Linked DNA regions of Mus musculus: region 1 is linked to region 2. The links are chromatin contacts, found by Hi-C or POLR2A ChIA-PET in ENCODE. All regions are on one chromosome and are shown on one strand. The core of a region is the stretch at or near the end of the contact, and the rest is flanking DNA. Distances in the headings are between cores, read along the strand shown. Region 1 holds the start of Nop58 (NOP58 ribonucleoprotein). Region 2 holds the start of Bmpr2 (bone morphogenetic protein receptor, type II (serine/threonine kinase)).

Region 1 (3,567 bases), core at 821-3,320, 79 kb before region 2:
TGTGGGCATTGGGAACTGAATTCTGAGCCCTTGGAAGAGCAGTAAGTGCTCTTAACCATTGAGCCATCTTCCCAGTCCCCCATAGGTTCCCTTTAATATTTCTTTGTACCATTTTTCCTTGACCCAGTACTTTGTTTAATACGATACTTCAGGGAATTTTCAGACAATTATTATCTTTGGACAATATCCAAATCTAAATCTGAGACAGTTCTGAAGGACAGTATTGAGAGAGTTGTGTAAGTGGCAATTTTCAAGGACAAATTCTGGAAAATGCATGCCAGCGATTTCTCATTCAGTAAAAGGCATCTTTTCCTTTTAGAAAAAAAAAAGATACAAATGTTTAGATGGAAGGAAAAGAATTTTCCTTCCTGAAGGCACTCCTTAATTTAAATCATAAGAATTACCTAATCAGATCCAACACAAAGGTACCTGGACACTGTTAAGCATGAACTGCAGGTAGAACTCTCCAGGAAATGATATTTGTATTAAGTACACAAGACATTAAATAGTTGGAGTTAAATATATGAAGAGACATGTGCTTCTGGCTCATCCATCTGGCTCTATGTTCTTTTCCCAAATCAAGCTATTATGGTGCTATCTCTGCCCCATTGTACTGTTGTTCTCTTCTTCTATTGCTTTCTCTTGTCTCCCTAAATATGGTAAATGTAACTGTAGCTATAATCAATTCTGCTCTTGCCTGCAGCCCTAGGAATCCCCTTGTATTCCCCATATGTCCATCTTTTCTGCTGTCCAAACAAGGATACTCTTTCCTCTTCATTCATACTGTAAAAGTGTTACAGAACGTCAAGTTGGTTAATCTTCCACAGTTTTCTGTAGATCCAAAATTAATGTTTAGAACTAGGCAACTAGGAACGTTCTACAGCTATTGGAAGCTAGATTTGTGAAGAACTGGGGTATTTAAATCTTGTCATTGAAAGTACATAGCCACACAGATATATCTAATCTTAGCACTCTGAAGGCTGAGGCAGGAGGACAATGATTCAAGGCCAACCTGGTCTAGATACTGAGGTCCTTTTTCAAAAAGCCAAAGCAAGGCTAGGGATATGGCTCAGTTAGTAGAGTGCTTGCCTACCATGTATGGAACCCAACCTTTGGTTCCATCCCCAGCACCAATAAAGTTGGTGTGGTGGCATATGCCTGTAACCTCACTACTGTGGAGGTGGGGGTGGGAGGACCTCTATGACTCAAACTTCTCTGGTCTACCTAGTTACAAGAGATAGTTACAAGGCTACATGGAGACCTTGTCTCAAACAAACAAATTGTTTTTGAGCAAGGTCATTCTCTACTTCCTACTGAGTTTGAGGCTAGTCTAAGATACATAAGACTTTGTTTTAAAGTAAATCCAGCCACTGAGGCTGAAAGTTTCCATAAAAGAAATTACATTGAGACATACATAAATTCATACCTTGGAATCATTTTAAACACAACCCTTCCCGCCTCCGAAAATATCTATATTTATAGCTATAAAAGAAATCTTTGCTAAAAACCTGTTTGACCAGAGAAGAACCACCAGGAAATGTTGCTGGTTATAAAAGTTTGCTTCCCTTGCAGAGGACCTGGTTGGGTTCCCAGCACCAACGTGACGGCTTACAATTGCCTACAACTCCGGTTCCAGGTCAGATCCCGTGGAACTCACTGATGGGACCCGAGTGCACGTCCTCATCAAGAAAAAGTGTTCTGTGTTGTTTTAAAATAAAATGTCCTTTACATGGCGGGGCGGGGCATAGCATAATGTGTTGTAAATCGTTTTGTGTGCTGTAAATTATACACATGTAATTTATATATTATATATAATACAAAATATAATGTACACAGAACTTTTTCTTCTTTACATGACCTAATAAACTGACAGCTTCCAGCCACAGTCCAAAACTTAAAAAAAAAAAAAAAAAAAAAGTCTCGCGATATTTTAAGGCCGTCTCTTTCCGGATTCTACTGTGGGCGGGAAAAACCCGGAAATGATCTCACGCTCTGCGGCATTGAGCGACCAGAAGTGACGTTACTTCCCAGAATTCTTAGAGAAGGAGACTCGCATATTTGCTGCTCCACGAGGAGAGGTGTGGAGCGGCTGAGCAACGTGGTCTGTTCGTCCGCGGGGAGGCGACGGCGTTTGCGCTCCCCCGCGTCCAAGGCCTAGCGGGTCTTCAGCGACTGAAAGGTAGTCATTTGCAGTGGCGTAAGGGCTCGCGGCTAGCCGCGTAGCGCCGCCCTGACCTGGTCTCATCATGTTGGTCCTGTTTGAAACGTCCGTTGGCTACGCCATCTTTAAGGTAGGTGAGATGGAGTTGTTGAGCTAAGAGGCTTATGTGGGACAGAGAGCTGGGTAAGATTTAAGGAGAGACGAACAACGGAACACATTTTAGTGTCTTCAAGTCCCCGGGCTCCGAAAAGATGTGAAAAATCAAGAGCCCGCTGGTTCAGGTGAACACGTGGCTTCTCCGAATTTAGGGCGACCTCTGCTTTACTCAGTTTAAAAAATGGGCAGGACCCTTTTTTACAAGTGACAATAAAGCGTTCATTTAATCACCTGAGGCTTTGTACATGTTAGATCAGCGCCCTGTCACCTAGTTACACCTCCAATCCAAGATCGGTTTAATGTTTATCTAATTTATGTATATGAGTACCCTATAGCTGTCAACAGACACACCAGAAGAGGGCTACAGATCCCATTACAGATGGTTGTGAGCCACCATGTGGTTGCTGGGATTTGAACTAGGACTTCTGGAGGAGCAGTCAGTGCTCTTAACCGCCGAGTTATCGCTCCAGCCTCAGATATTTATTTTGGGCTTTTCCAGATAGGGTTTCACTGTGCTGCTCAGGCTTTCCAGGAATTCCCTCTGTAGACCTGGCTAGCCTTGAACTCAGAGATCCACCTACCTCTGCGTCCTGAGTACTGGGATTAAAGGTGTGCATCATCACCGCCAGACTCTATTTACTTTTGAGGCAGGCTTTCCCTATGTAGGCTTGGCTGGCCCCTAACATTTCATTTATATTTAACTAGATTAAAGCTGGGGTCCAAGATCAGGGTCCTTCCAGGCATGATTGGAAGGTTTTGAGTAGTGAGTGGCTTTGTTTTTCCAAGACAGTTGTTCTCTGTGTAGTTCTGGCTGTCCTGGAACTCACTCTTTAGACCAGGCTGGCCTCGAACCCAGAAATCCGCCTGCCTCAGCCTCCCAAGTGCTGGGATTAAAGGCGTGGGCCACCACCGCCCAGCTATAGTTTGTTTTCTTTAAAGATTATTTTACTATGTGATGATAACAGGAGGAGGAGGAAGGTATACTGTGCTTTAATGTAGACAACATGAATGTTGTTAGGTCTCAGGACAAATGCTGAGGTGCTTATTATCATGGCAAGGCTGACTGGGCTGTACATTCTTCAGCCCAGAAACTGAGCTGGAACCCTTTCCCCAGCTTCATTGATTCCTGTATAACCAAGCCAGCTATACAGCTTTCTCTTGGTCTTCTGTTTTCTGTTGCTCTCTTCTTTCATGTCCCTGCTTTCAGGACACTTCTAGATGCCTCTGGCTGTATTCTTCCCCTGGTATCT
Region 2 (4,126 bases), core at 1,310-3,809:
TAACATGTATAAGGGTACTTAATGTTTCTTAGGAAAATTTTATGCAAATAATAATTGAATAATAAAGTACTTGACCTCAATTCGAGGAAGAAAAATTGTATTTCACCAGCTAATAAACTTCCTGCACCTTCAACATCTGTCATTTCTTTGACAACTAGATCTCATGTCTTGAAAGCTAAATGTGAAAACAATACCAGATCCTTATTTTAGGCCTTTTAGGCCTTTTAGGCAAAACAAAATATGGTATTCAAGCTAAAGAGTTAATGCATATGCTCCTTATTTTTCAAAATGTATTATATATATATATATGTATATGTATATATGTATATGTATATATATATATATATATACACACACACACACACACACACACACACATATATATCTGCCTGAAGGATAAACAGTATAAAAGTATTTCAGCTAAAAAAGGGCCCTGGGCAGATATTACAACTCTTAATTATAGCAGATATTTACTATGATAACAGAAACCAGTTTAAGGAATGTGATTTATTAACATCACGTTCAGATACAGAGATAAAAGGAGGCTTGAATAAGCAAGCGAACAGTAAGGCTTGAGGAGTGTGTTTATGAAGGTATCCTGGAACTGCCCTTAGCCACAATGAAAGACCGGCAAAACCAGCCTTCAGAACAACCTTTCTGCCTACTAGAAGAAGGGAGGGCTAGACTTCACCTCTTAAGATCGCCCTCCCACGCAAATTTTCCACCTCGCAGTTAAAGAATTAAACCCAGACTTCCGATCATGGCGCCAAGCACGTCATCTTCTCCCCTCTCCCCTAGCAAAAATCCCACCCAAGTCGGCTGACCCTGTAGGGGATCCCTTCCCTATCCTGGTTGCCTGAATCAAGCCAAATTGAGATTTTTTTTTTAAAGAGGTTTAAAGTGGTTAGGAAACTGCAGTGCTGGCGGGACTGTCTCTATTCGATGAGTGAGGAGCTAGGACCACACTCCATACCTAGAAGCAACTACACTGCGTCGCAGTTCTCCTTTAACAGGCCCTGCAAAGACCCTCGGGCCTTTGTGAATAAAACCCTCCCCAGGAGAGGTGCGGGCGGAGCAGGAGACGCGCACGCACAGCAGGCCGGCGTGTGCGATCTTAAGTTTTCTCTCCGGTCTCGCGTGCTCGCAATTGCTCAGCAGCCTTGTCATCCAAGAGGGCCCCGGGGATGGCTGTTCGAGGAAAGCCCGACCCAGACTAGCGCACACACGTCAGCTTCGCGGTCTTCATGACTGAGGCAGGAGGCTTTTGTTTGGGCCGCGACGGGAGGGGGACCCGACGAGGCCCGGGTCTCGGCTCCTGGGAAAGGCGGCTCGGTCGGGATTCTCAGGGAAACCGAGGAGGATGCGCCCGCCGCCACCAACAACGACGGCGTGCCTTCGAGGCTTCTCGCCCACCTTCCCGGGTAGCCTTTAACCTACGTTAAACAAAAGATTGTGGCCGCCCTCCCTTACACGCTTGAACAGATCGCACGGCGTCCACGTGCGGAGCGTTCGCCTGTGTGAGGAAAGGGACCTAGGCTGCCCACCCGCAGCCCACGACAACCCTTCCCTGCACTGGGCGCCCAGGCGAGAGACGCCGCGCGAGGGCCTCACTCTCCAGCAAGCCTGGGAGTGAGGGGCGGGGCCGGGCGGGGCCGCGGGCGCGCAGGCGCAGTGCGGCTCAGTGGCGCCGCCGCCGCCGCCGCCGCCGCCGCCCGCGCTGCACCACAGGCCCGAGACAGACAGGGGTCGGCTGGAGAGCCGGAGACTGAGAGGAGGCGGCGGCGGGGGCGGGGCGACTCCGGTGACCGGGAGCGCCTCAGACTGGCAGCTGCGGCGACTCCCCCCTTTGTGTCTGGTCTGCTTGGAACCGCTGGAGGTGCTTCCCGGAGGGGCTCGGGGTGTTTCGCAAGCTCAGCTGCCCACCCCCTTCCTCGGCCACCTACGTCCGTCTTCCCGCCGCCCCCCGCCCTCGGCCCGCGACGCCCGAGCTCCGCCCGGAGCCCAGAGCTGCGGAGAACGAGGCGGCGGCGGCGGCGGCGGCTTTCTCCAGAGGGGCTGTGATTCGCTCCCGCAAGCCATCGACGGGAGGAGACCCGGTTTTCATGGTGGAATTTACTTCAGGCAAGAGCGAGGGGCTGGAGTAGCCGAGAGCGAGGCCGCGGGCGGAGCGCCCTCGAAGGGCCAGCCCCGCACCTCCCCGCGTGTCGCTCGCCCGGGCTCGCCGCGTCGCCGCGACCCTCCCCTCCCCCGCGCCCCGAGGCCCGGCCTGAGCGACCCTCGCGCGATTGTTCCGAGGAAGCTGTGGACTCGCCCATGGAAGCAGGCACCTTTTTCGACCCAGTCGGTGGGAAGGATTTGTTGATGTCGAAATCCGAGTGAAGGAAGCAACGAAGCGAAACTTTAAAAGGAACCCCACTGTCCTCGGAGTACGGAGCGATGCTACTCCGGCGGCCGGGCGCCGCTGCCTGCCCCGCTTCGCCCTTCCCGGCGGTCGGGAACTTGTTCTGATCCTCAGTGCTCCCATCGAGTCCCCGCCCTCCCCCCCCCCCCCCCCCCGGCACTCTGGATATGTTTTCTCCCAGATCTGGGTATTTTTTTGATATCGTGAAACTACGAGGGAAATAATTGCAGGGGTTTCTTCTGGGCTCCCTGCGTCTTCCCCATGGACATGCCTTCAATTTGGGGAGCCGAGACACCCCGTCCTAGGCGAATGAAGCCCCCCAGCCACGAGGGAGCGAAATGAAGGGAAATTCTGCAGTGGAATGAGAGCTCTACTAGCTAGGTCCTCGCATCTGCCATTTGTCCTTTCAAACTGCATTGTAATCCGGGCAGGATAAATCAGACGAAGAGCAGCCTCCTAGCCGGATTTCTCCGCCCGAATTTACTTTCCAGATTTCTTTTCTTTGCCCTCCTGCTTCTTTGCTGGCCCAGGGATGACTTCCTCGCTGCATCGGCCCTTTCGGGTGCCCTGGCTGCTATGGGCCGTCCTGCTGGTCAGCACTACGGCTGGTGAGTAGCCCTAGGTGGTATGTCCCAGCTCCTACTCCAGTGGGTGGCGAGGGAGAGAGCCTGCAGAGGCCGAGCCCTGTGCTCTCCCCTCGCAACGTGTGCTCTCGGATCCGGGTGGAGGAGCCAGCCAGGGAAATCACCTTCGGTGTTTGCGTGTTGTTTCCCGTCCCTACTCCCGTATTCCCTGACCCCTCCCCCACGGGGGGAAAAAGACATATTGGGTGTGGTATCTTGACATTTTTAGCTGTGAGGTAATGCAAGGATTAAAAATAATATTTTAATCACTAGTGAACTGTCTATTAGATTTTTGGAGATAAAGGTGGTTTTTTTACTTTGATGGAAAGAAGCAGATTTGGTTTACAATAAAAAGAACAACTAGACACACACTTGATTGAACCTTATTTTTACATTTAGATCACTCTTTGGGAATCCACATTACTTTTCGTTATTTAAAAATGTTACCTGAAAAAAAATGTTACCTGATGAATAGAGTAAACGTTGAGGAAGTCACTGTGTGAGAATCTTGATAACAGTGTATACTAACACAGTTGATGTCATCATTAATATTGTTTTGCTCCCAAGAATCTTAACTATTCTCTGTCTCTTTATCCTGGATATTCTTAACTTTGTATCCCTTTGGAATTACTGTTGGGCACAGAAGTGTTTTTGATAACTTTTCTATTAGTCATCTGGCGTCTGTTGGTTTTCCTGTCATTGAGACAATTTTGACCTCACATCAGACTTCGAGGAGATTTGACTCCTGAAAGTTCTTTGACATTTTCCTAACGTGTGAAAGGAAATGCTACTCCCCTTTCCTTTGGCCATTTCCTCTTTACTTCTCAATCGCCTTGAGAAAAAAACAACTCATATTCTCATTGCAGTTATTTTCAAGCAACAGTCTTCTGTGATTTGCTTTTAGAAAATTTCAGGAATGAATTCTTAAATAGTCACATGAAGTATGCATTTAAAATTGAGTACACAAAGTAATGGTTTTACAATTTTTTAAAAAGTAATTTTCACATTCAGTGAATTCTTCATTGCTGTATTAGACACAGAGATTACTTGTTTAATTTACATTTTAGATGTCTGTTCTGGGAAAATACTGAAAGAAAATTTG

The links. Hi-C counts contacts between places; a loop is a spot of excess contacts on that map. ChIA-PET counts read pairs that join two places held with the same protein, here RNA polymerase II (POLR2A).
Region 1: a map of heart shows a loop between it and region 2 (2.1-fold over the local background). The contact joins the promoter of Nop58 here to the promoter of Bmpr2 in region 2. A Hi-C loop is called at or near these places in 1 of 37 maps with a recorded cell type or tissue (heart). POLR2A ChIA-PET finds 5 or more read pairs at or near these places in 3 of 5 experiments (Patski and embryonic stem cell).

The regions. Positions count from the first base shown.
Region 1 is chr1:59,682,936-59,686,502 of GRCm38, forward strand. Nop58 (NOP58 ribonucleoprotein) reads left to right here and starts at 2,071. Exons shown (of 15, transcript NM_018868.2): 1 at 2,071-2,291. The coding sequence starts at 2,247.
Region 2 is chr1:59,761,720-59,765,845 of GRCm38, forward strand. It overlaps Bmpr2 (bone morphogenetic protein receptor, type II (serine/threonine kinase)), which reads left to right and starts at 2,560. Exons shown (of 13, transcript NM_007561.4): 1 at 2,560-3,009. The coding sequence starts at 2,934.